Linked DNA regions of Homo sapiens: region 1 is linked to region 2. The links are chromatin loops, found by intact Hi-C in ENCODE. Cell type or tissue: endothelial cell of umbilical vein. All regions are shown on one strand. Each heading gives the region's core, and the rest is flanking DNA. Links, peaks and the distances in the headings are about the cores only. Region 1 overlaps SHROOM3 (shroom family member 3). Region 2 overlaps SHROOM3 (shroom family member 3).

The links. A loop is a pair of places that touch in the nucleus more often than their neighbours do. Peaks named below come from ENCODE experiments on the same cell type or tissue, not always from the same donor. Only the 100,000 strongest peaks of a DNase experiment are listed, where the experiment ranks them.
Region 1: a loop joins it to region 2, with 6 times the contacts of the local background. A loop is called at or near these places in 8 of 110 quality-filtered maps.

Annotation. Positions count from the first base shown.
Region 1 is chr4:76,701,487-76,706,867 of GRCh38, forward strand. All of the region lies in intron 2 of SHROOM3 (shroom family member 3), which reads left to right. Among named protein-coding and RNA genes, the nearest start is that of SHROOM3-AS1, 98 kb to the right of the region's middle. In endothelial cell of umbilical vein, for the core only: no CTCF peak of the experiment used is centred there; DNase peaks (open chromatin) are centred at 2,835 and 3,285; H3K27ac peaks cover 3,207 bases.
Region 2 is chr4:76,750,717-76,756,097 of GRCh38, forward strand. SHROOM3 (shroom family member 3) reads left to right here. Exons shown (of 11, transcript NM_020859.4): 7 at 3,595-4,476. All of the region lies in intron 1 of SHROOM3-AS1 (SHROOM3 antisense RNA 1), which reads right to left. Among named protein-coding and RNA genes, the nearest start is that of SHROOM3-AS1, 49 kb to the right of the region's middle. RefSeq lists a silencer at 3,200-3,494. In endothelial cell of umbilical vein, for the core only: no CTCF peak of the experiment used is centred there; DNase peaks (open chromatin) are centred at 2,245, 2,685 and 3,315; H3K27ac peaks cover 2,460 bases.

The DNA.
Region 1 (5,381 bases), core at 161-5,160, 49 kb before region 2:
AAATAATACTTGCTTTACTTGCCTTTTAGGATTATTGAGGGCCAAATGAAATAATGTTTGGGAAGTGCTTTATAAGCTATAATCTGGTATTAAAGTAATGAATAATGGTTCGCTGTAGAGATTTGTATTGTTCTCTGGGAACACTAGTCTGTTACTGTAGGCTAATGATAGAGGATAGGGAAAGAAAGGCCTAGACTGAATTTTTTCAGGAGGTATTTGTCTCTCTCTACTGATACTAGTTTCACAGAAACCCTGCTTCTTCCTCCACTGGCTATTTTCAGCAGTTATTGGAGCTCTCAAAGTAATCCCCTTCACCAACTAGTGTGGAGTCTTTCTGCTGCCCACATATGCTCTCAGGATAGGCACTTCCATTTCCTAGAGAAGATGTTCCTTTAAAAATGTAGAAAATTTAGACCCTTAGACTCATTCTATTAAGAAAAAATAAGGCTAATTTTACTATTATCTGATAATTAAAATAATAAACATTAATTGTAAACAATTTGCAAGACATAGAAAAGAGAGAAGAAAAATAGTACCCATAATCCTGTCACCCAGTAGTAACATTTTGGAATACTTGCTGGTGTTTTGTTTTTATGCATATGTTTTATCTCATATGAATAACAAAAGAGTGATGTGGAAAAATTAAAGGCATACATGGTTTGATATGTGGTTGATACCTACCAAAGTATACAAAGCCCAGTAATCCTAAAAGGAATCTAATGGGGTAGGTAGTGGAGAGGGTGAGGCCTTTAGCCATAGCTCTTTCTACTTTTTAATTTAATTTTTCTTTTCTTCTTTACAATAAGGATGATTATTGCCTCAAATGATAAGAAGATTAACTGAATTACTGTTTTTAAAGCACAAATAATCTGGTACATACCATGTGCCCAGTAAATGTAAGTTTCAGTTCTACGGGTAAAAATTTAATAATTATTGCCAGGCACTGTTCTGATTGCTTTATACATATTAATTCATTCAAGCCTCACATCTACCCTTTGATGAAGGTGCTATTAGTATTCTTATTTTATAGGGGAAAAAACAGGCATAAGAGGTTAAGTGACCTGCTCAAACACCTTCCTAGGTGACAGAGCCAGAACAGGACCCCAGGCAGCTGGCTCCGGAATCCACATCGTCCATATACATTACACAGCCTGCTGCTTGTTGGAGTTGTCTTAAGATCTAGGCTCTGAGTGCTTGTAGCTAGGGGCACACCGCTTCCATGAAGATATCATCTGTTCACTATAAAGCCCTTGTGAGAGCCCTTGGTTTTCTTATGCACTTGTCCTGGGCTACTAGCTGTGTCAAAGGGCTCAGTGGGTAGAGGGACTGATGTCAGCAGTAAACTGAAGCAGATTAATATTTATTAGGCAGGTTAAAAGATTTGGCAGGTCATTTGGCTTTTTCTCCTATCCACCCTTTCCTCATCTTTCTGCAAGGTTGACATAGAGGTCATTGGCTAAGATCTGGAGATAATTAAGCTTACGGTTTCAGAAAGAGTCAGAAATATGCTGAATGTTACTGGGGTATATTGTACACCTGGATTTGTTTGGCAAGTTTCAGGGGGAAATCAAGTGAAAAAAAGCAGCAGCCAGAGCAGGAGGTGCAAATGGACAGAGGTTTGAGACATACAAAGTGCATCTCTGCAGAGCTGAAGGGTTATGTGTGGCCCTCCTGTAATAAAACAAGCTGTAGACCAGGGTAGGTAAGCAGAAAGACAGGAGGAGGCTTTAAGTACAAATGAATGGCATGCCTATGACTAAAACACTAGATAGGATACAGGCCTGAGGGCATGCAGAGGGAGCTTCCTAGATGGTAAATAATGACTTAAAAAGGAAAAAAGATGAGTAATGAGAGGACAGGACCCAGAAGGTTAAGACTTAAATGTGTAAGTTACAAAAGGTCAGTAACAGGAACAAGGGGGCCTTTTAAAGAAAGGGTAATTCATTGAGATGTCTGTGAAACGGCTGATCAATGGTCAGTTATCAGAAAATGAAGAGCACCTATGTTTGGCTAAGAACAGAAATCTGTGCCTGAGGGCATCACTTCTTAAAATCTTCTTCAGACACTGAAAAAGCTTCTAATCTAAGGCCTTTTCAGCCTCCTGGAGACTCAAGAGAAAAAGTGCTGAGAAACCTACAACTATGGCATTAGAGACCTGCAAACCCAGGAGAAGGGGGATGACAGGATAGAGATGCAATAGTAAGGCTAACTTCATGGATGAAGGACACAGAGTAGAAGGAAAACTTGAAAACCAAGAACGTGGCTTTAAATAAGACAAATTGCCACATGAATGAGTGTACACACCCAACATAAATCAAAAGGAATTTCTCCAAAGGATTCTGAGGACAAACTTAGCCCTGTATAAATGCATCCTGTCTACTTAATCACAAAAAGCATTCTGATTGCCTCCAAACATAAGGCAACAAAATTGCACTGAGCCATACCAGCTGTTTGTCGAAGGGGCTCTGCCACAGTCTCCCAACTCCCAACTTTTCTTGTCTGTCCCAAGAAAGCCTGCCGCTAATGAGATGGATCAAAAGTTAGGGCTAGATTCTATTTTCAAGAAGAAATCAACTCAGAGCCTGATCTAGAAAGTAACTAGAAGAAAAGAAGATCCCACATTTCCCAAAATAGATATTATGAACAGTTTAATGCCCTTATGGATTTAAGGACATAGAACTTTGTTTTGGATGCATTACAATTATTTCCTTTACAGGTTCCTATGATTCATTCAGCAAATATGCATTGTGTGCCTACCAGGAGACACTCACTGTGCTAGGCCTTGGGTGTGTAGAAGTTTCAAAAAACAAGGCTGAAGAAAAGCCAGAGGTGGACCCTGACCTGGCTGAGCTTATGTCTTAACAACGAAGCAGACAATGCACAAGTGAACAATTTCATGTGGTTATAAGTGCAGTAAAGGGAAAGATCAGGTGCCAGGAAAGAGTATTTGCATTAGATAAGGCAGTCTCCGAGGAGGTGATGTTCCAGCTGGGAGCAGAAACTAAGGAGTGGTCAGCCAAGAAATGAATTGGGAAGAATATTCCAGGCTTAGAGAACAGCATGTGCAAAAAGCAAAGAGCTTGGCAAGTTTGGGGAACCTAAGGAAGGCCAGTGAGGTCAGAATGCAGTAAGGGGAAAGGTTGAAGGAGGGGCAGGAGCCACGTCACCAGAGACCTTGCAGGCCAAGTAGGGGAACCTGGATTTTATCCAAAATGCATAGGGAAGCTACAGGATTTCATCAGGGAATGACATCATCCATTTACATTTTTTGAAAGGCTGCTGGGTAGACACTGGATTGGAGGGGACAGAAGTGGAAGGGGGAGGCCAGTGAGGAAGCATTCCCTCCTGGATGAAACATAACAAAAAAGGAGGAAATGGCTGATTCTAACAGACAAAACCAAGCACTTCCCTAAGGTTGTAACAGACCATGCCAAGGAGACACGATTCCTCCATCTCACCCTCCCCTTTAAGGATAAAATAGAAAAATGCAAACTCAATAGAAACCAGGAAGCAAAGGGACCTGGAGAGACCATGCCTAATGGCTCAGTTCCGTGTCTTTTACTCCAGTTTCCCCAGCCTTCCCTAATTTGTACAGTGTTCAAGAGAGCCCTAAGGAACTGAAAGATCTGGAACCCTTTCTTTTGTATTGGCTGAAACTCAGTTCAGAAAGCAGTTAATGGGTACTATTAAAATACCAAATAGGTTGGGCATGGTAACTCATGCCTGTAATCCCAACACTTTGGGAGGCCAAGGTGGGTGGATCACTTGAGCCCAGGAGTTTAAGACCAGCTCAGGCAATGTAGTGAGACTCCGTCTCTACAAACAACAACAACAACAACAACAACAACAAAACATTAAAAATCAGCCTGACATGGTGGTGCATGCCTGTGATCCCAGATACTTGGGAGGCTGAGGTGGGAGGATCACTTGAGCCTGGGAGGTCGAGGCTGCAGTGAGCCAAGATTGTGCCACTGCACTCCAGCCTGGGTGACAGAGCAAGACCCTGTCTCAAAAACGAAACAAAACAAAAAGCAAATAAGAAAGCAGTCAGTATATATTCTGGAGTTATGAATATTGGGTGGCAGGCAGAGCAAATATGAATGTCCTCATCATGGGAAGTAGAAGAAATATGTGGGTGGCTGGCCTGGCTTTCTTGTTTAACTATCTGGAAGAAGAAAGATCATACTACAGTATATTTTTTTAGCCTCTGCTAAACTTTCTCAGGTCAGCTTTGATTCCTAGCTCTTCACTCATAGTGGTAATATTGAGATATAGATACTGGAGAACAGCAAGAAACATAAACATAAAACAGCTCCAAGAAATGTCTTGTTAGTTTTGCCAACAAGTTAACTTGTGAGTTAAAAGGATATAGGAGGGAAGAAAGGCTGCAGATCTGTTGAACATTTAGCAGTACAGTCGACCCTTGAACAACACAGGGGGATTGGGGATGCTAACCCCCTAGAGTCAAAAATCCATTTACAACTCTTGACTACCCTAAAACCTAACTACCAATAGCCTACTGTTGACTGGAAGCCTTACAGTTGATTAACATATTTTGTATGTCATATGCATTACGTACTGTATTCTTTCAACAAAGTATGCTAGAGAAAAGAATGGTTTTTGTTTTGTTTTGTTTTGTTTTTTGTTTGTTTTTGAGACGGAGTCTCCGTCTGTTGCCAGGCTGGAGTGCAGAGCTCAGCTCACTGCAACCTCTACCTCCCGGGTTCAAGTGATTCTCCTACCTTAGCCTCCCGAGTGGCTGGGATTACAGGCATGTACCACCACGCCCAGCTAATTTTTGTATTTTTAGTAGAGATGGGGTTTCACCATGTTGACCAGGCTGGTCTCGATCGCTTGACCTCATGATCCACCCACCTCGGCCTCCGAAAGTGCTGGGATTACAGGCGTGAGCCACTGTGCCTGGCCGAAAAGAATGTTATTATGCTAAGAAAATCATAAGGAAGAGAAAATACGTTTACTATTCATTAATCAAAAGTGGATCATCACAAAGGTCTTCATTCTCATTGTCTTCATGTTGACTAGGCTGAGGAGGAGTAAGAGGATGGGTTGGTCTTGCTGTCTTGGGTGGCAGAGATGGACGAAGAGGTGGAAGGGAAGACAGGAGAGGTGGATACAGTTGTTTGAAAAAAATCTGCGTATAAGAGGACCCACGTAGTTCAAGCTTCTGTTGTTCAAGGGTCATCTGTACTTTATTCATTCAACAAATATTTATTGAGCAACTCTCTGTTCCAGGCACTAAGCTGAGCTGGTTTATCTTTGTTGACCTGTGGAAGAGAGGGACCAGCAAGCAGGCAACTAGCAGCCAGTGTGAATTGCACTTTGAGGTGTACATCTATAGCCAGTGTGCTGCACTGCTAGCA
Region 2 (5,381 bases), core at 325-5,324:
GGTTGGCTCAGTGGCAATATCGACAATCTGAGAAACACAGGTGGCAATTTTGTGGGGAGGGGGAAATCTTCCTCAACAAAATTAGTTCTGTGTTTAAAAAAAAAAAAAAACTTTCTGAGCTGTAAAAATGCCAAAAGAATAAATATGACAAGCATCGCATACCACTGAATAACTGAAATGCTTGTCCTGTTCTTCAGCAATTGACATTAGCATAGGTGCAGCTGCATGCCTAGTGCTTGCTGAAAAGGATATTGATAATTTCAGGACATGTAATTCTCAGCTGTCCTGGGGAAAAGCATAGGCATGGAAAGTGCAGCCGACAGGAAAACATGGGAGGGACTTGATCACAGATCCTGTGCTATGAATTTTGAGTACTAAAAATTCTGCTTGCAGTATATTTTTCTGACCATCACAACCAAGAAGACACAAAAAAGTATAACACTCTTTTTTTTCTAAAGGCTTGCATGGTCTTTTATCATAGTCACTCTGTTAATCATAGTACGAAGACAAGAGTCACATCAACTGGACAATATTGAAATGTCAAAATAATTTGGAAGGTGGAATTTGGAGGAATGTGCCCTCTGTTCTCCATGAATGCCTATTAGGATCAGTCAGTTTTCCTCCATGCTGACATAATTCTCCCTGAATACATGAAATTCAGACTTTACATTAGTGCTTTTTAAAAAACATAAAATGTTCTAATTTATAGAAAAGTAGAGATTTTGCACTGTTCAAGTTTTATGAGAGTTTGATGCCTTCATGGGTCACAAAGAGACAATAGTTGTCATTATTATATACTTCTTTCCTGTTTTCAAACATTCTCCACTCTTTTTATCTCCATTTTAAAGAAAAACACTAGAGGATACCAATCCAACTAAATTCAGACATTCACTTGTTAATTTCAAACATAAAAATTTACTTGTCTATATAAAAATGGGCAAAAGACTTAGACATTTATCCAAAGATGGCAGACACATGGCCAACAAGCATTGAAAAGATGCTCAACACCACTAATCATCAGAGAACTCAAAACCACAATGAGATGTTTACCTCACACACATTAGAATGGCTGCAATTAAAAAAACGAAAAACAACCAGTGTTGGTGAGGATATGGGGAAATTAGAAACCTTGCACACTGTTAGTGGGAATGTAAAATGGTGCAGCCGTATGAAAAACAGCATGGAGATCTCAGAACATTAAAAATAGAACTACCATATGATCTGGCAATGCCACTTCAGAGTATGTGTCCAAAAAAATTGAAAGCAGGGTCTCCAAGACCCATGTTCACACCCATGTTCATAGCAGCTGTATTTACTATTCACAATAGCCAAGAGGTGGAAACAACCCAAATGTCTACTCATGACAGATGATTGGATAAACAAAATGTGGTATAGCCATACAATGGAATATTACTCAGCCTTAAAAAGGAAATTCTGCCACATGCTTCAACATGACATTACGTGAAGTGAAATATAAGCCAGTCACAAAAAGACATACTGTATAATTTCACTTGTATGAAGTACTTAAAGTAGTCAAATTCACACAAAACACAAAATAGTGATTTCCAGGGGTTAGTAGGAGGGGGAAATGGGGAGTTATTATTTAGTGGGTACATAGTTTTAGGTTTGCAAGTTGTGAAAGTTCTGGAGATCTGTTTCACAACAGTGTGAACATATTAACACTACTGAACTTAAAAATGGTTAAGATGAAATTTTATGTTGTTTTTTCTAACCACAATTTTTTAAAAATGCTTTTTCTTTTTTTTTTTAAAGCAAAACAAAACAAAGGTGAGACTAATTGCTCTCAAAATCCATTCTTGAATAGTAGGATTCCTGGATACATATCAGCAGACTCTGGGTGACCCTCTCACACTCTATTATAAAAGGGACTTGAACAAAGTCTTTTTTTATCCCAAACTTCATTCCTAAAAACACAAAATAATCACCACGGAGAAGCATTCTCAACCAAGCTAAGCATTTACCACTGATATTATCTTCAAAAAGAAAATGCCACTTTAGTATAGTTTGTGTAAACTAAGGTCACACAAACTAAAAACATCATATAAAAGTCTATTGGGCTGGATCTTTAAAGGATAAGTGCTATATTATTGTATGTTTTAGTGATGTCTTCCCCTTTAGAAAAGCCTCAAGATATAATAAATAAAATAAAGGCATCTGAATTAGTCGTTAAAACATCAGATTTCAACTGACTCCACATCCTGTTAAAGGATGCTGGGTTTAAAAACAGTTTGTATGCTACAGTCTGGAGAGCAGCTGGGCAAAGGAGACGTCACTGTTCAACAGACATTTGCTGAGGGGGTACTTGGTGGCAGGTACTGGGGATGCCAGGATGGATGAGACAGAAGTGAAGAGCATCCCCAGCGGGAAGCCACCAGGAAGTGCAGAGTGGCTACACTTCTCTATGGAGAGGTTCCTGGTAAAGAAACCATGTCTGAATGAAAGGGACTGGTCATGGGAAGGGAGGGGTTGCATCAGAGAGAGAGGTGGGCCCTTTATTCCATCATCTGCATCTATGTATAATAAAGGAAAAATAAAGGCATGAGAAGAGCTAATTTGGTTCTTTGCCATCTTCTTCCACCACATGCTGCATTCTGTTTGCCTGGCACTTGGATGATCTTGTGGCAAGCCCTGTGTTATTGCTCTGATGTGGGACTGAGTCACCACTCCCTCAGAGGAGTCAGATCTGTGAGATGAAATGTGCCATCTGCACTCCAGATCCACTCACATAGCCAGTCAGGGAACTGCAGACAGGGAATGTACAAATCACGGTGGGTTTGCTGGAGAGCTTTTTATCCTCACATTAACTCTTGCATAGCAGGTAGTGCCACAGACTCTTTTTTCTGTTTTGTTTTGTGGATTTTTCTCCTTTAGAACACAATAACAAAAGTTTTGCGAATTGTTGGGTTTTTCCTCGGAGTCTAGCGTACAGTTGTTTAAATCACCATGTACTATATTTGCTTATTATTGCCAGCCTCTTTCTCCAGAGGTAACTGCTTATTAGCTCCTTAGGTGAGACTCTCCCCCTCCTTTTTATTTTTCATCAGATGAAATGAAAACACTAGGAGAGTAAGCAAAAGTTGTAAATAAAACCTTCAAATTCAGCAGCCCATGCAAATGCTTTCAAAACAGACCTCCCCCGTGGGGATCGCACTGGGAGAGAAGAAGGCAGCATTATTTTTCCCCAGAGCTGGGAGCTATTTCCTGAAGTAGTCCTAAAAGGGGCTGAAGAAATGTACTGTTTGTTTTTATAGCCTGAAGCCTGTCCTCAAAAGCTGCCTTATGTTGCATGGTGTGTACAGGATGTGGGGGCGGTGAGAGGGTTAATAAAAGAAAATGCCTTGTGAACCCAGTCATTCCATGTGACATTTTCCTGTAGGAATTTATGCCTGCCTAGTACTGGTTTAACTTGGGTCTTCCTGTGAGCAGCCAGGGAAGACAGTGTGCAGTTTCTGGGGGAAGGAAAAGAGGTCCTCCTTCCTCTTAAATGCTTTTCTCATCTATGTAAGGAGCATTGGGCTGCATGTTTGCCCCTTTCTTCAGAGCTGTAACCCTCCTGTCTGTGTGCCGTTCCAGGTCACTCAGTTGTTCAGAAAGAGGCCAAGAAGAGATGCTGCCGCTCTTCCACCATCTCACCCCTCGTTGGGGTGGTTCAGGCTGCAAAGCCATTGGTGATTCCTCCGTTCCTAGTGAATGTCCTGGAACCCTGGACCATCAGAGGCAAGCCAGTAGGACACCCTGCCCCAGGCCACCACTGGCAGGAACGCAAGGGCTGGTCACAGACACCAGGGCTGCACCCCTGACCCCAATTGGCACCCCTCTGCCTTCAGCCATTCCCTCTGGCTACTGCTCACAGGACGGTCAGACAGGGCGACAGCCTCTCCCGCCCTACACCCCTGCCATGATGCACAGAAGCAATGGTCACACCCTGACCCAGCCTCCCGGTCCAAGAGGCTGTGAGGGCGATGGCCCAGAGCATGGGGTAGAAGAGGGAACGAGGAAGAGGGTCTCGCTGCCTCAGTGGCCACCTCCTTCTCGAGCAAAGTGGGCCCACGCAGCCAGAGAGGACAGCCTTCCTGAGGAATCCTCAGCCCCTGATTTTGCAAACCTGAAGCACTATCAAAAACAGCAGAGTCTTCCAAGTTTATGCAGCACTTCTGACCCAGACACACCTCTTGGGGCCCCGAGCACTCCAGGGAGGATCTCCCTCCGAATATCTGAGTCTGTCCTGCGGGACTCCCCGCCACCTCATGAGGATTATGAAGACGAAGTGTTTGTGAGGGATCCGCACCCCAAGGCCACGTCCAGCCCCACATTTGAACCTCTTCCCCCACCCCCACCTCCTCCACCGAGTCAGGAAACCCCGGTGTATAGCATGGATGACTTCCCTCCACCTCCTCCCCACACTGTATGTGAGGCGCAGCTGGACAGTGAGGATCCCGAGGGGCCACGCCCCAGGTGAGTGAGCAGACTGGGCAGCTTTCCCCCACTAACAGGAGAGTGTCATGCCCCAGGTGGCCCAGGTCCTTCTGCTGGCCACAGAAGAACCCTGGCATGGAGATGTTTCTATACAGCTCAGCTCAGGACACTGTTGATCTGTTTGCCTCAGGAGGTAGTTGGACCAGTGTCATTGGGTACTGAGGAGTCAGGGTGGCAGAAATGAAAGCTGGGACCCAAGGGGCACATTTCACTTCTGGGGACAGGATAGGCTTAGGCGGTCCAAGTAAATCCCTCCTCCCTGGATGAGTTCTGAATCAGTTAGGAAATAAGACAAAAGAGGAGGGCATATAGAAGACAAAAACATCACTTTTATTACTGACAGAGCTAACATTAAAGAATATGGCTTCAGATTGTAAGTGGGTCTCTTGATACTGAACCCCCAAGTTAAACAGCTTTACCTACCTCATCAAAGGTCATGTTAGACACACAAATACACATAGATATTAATATATACAGCCTTGAGGCAGCCTCAGTCTCAAAAGAGAAGAGAGACTGGGATGTGAATGCTCAGCTTCTCTTTCCAAAATCACTCCATGTCCATAGGGAGGAATAAAGAGTAGGGCTCAAGGTCAGTAATGTTTAGGGAAAACCTCTTGGAAGCTAGGAGAATGAGAAAGAAGCATTCCCCAACACATAGTCCCTAGAACAAGTAATCTCTCAAAACACCAAAAAAACACATTGCCTGACAGCACCTTTTGAGTGGCTTTCTTTAAACACCACAAGAGTGACTTACTACCACTACCCCTGTTAACCTAGACCTTTCAGAAATCTCTGGAATCTAACAGCAACATTCACCAGAACTGAATTCCTAGTCCATCTTCCTCAGGAGATGACAACCTCCTGACCAGCTGCTGGGCTCAGGA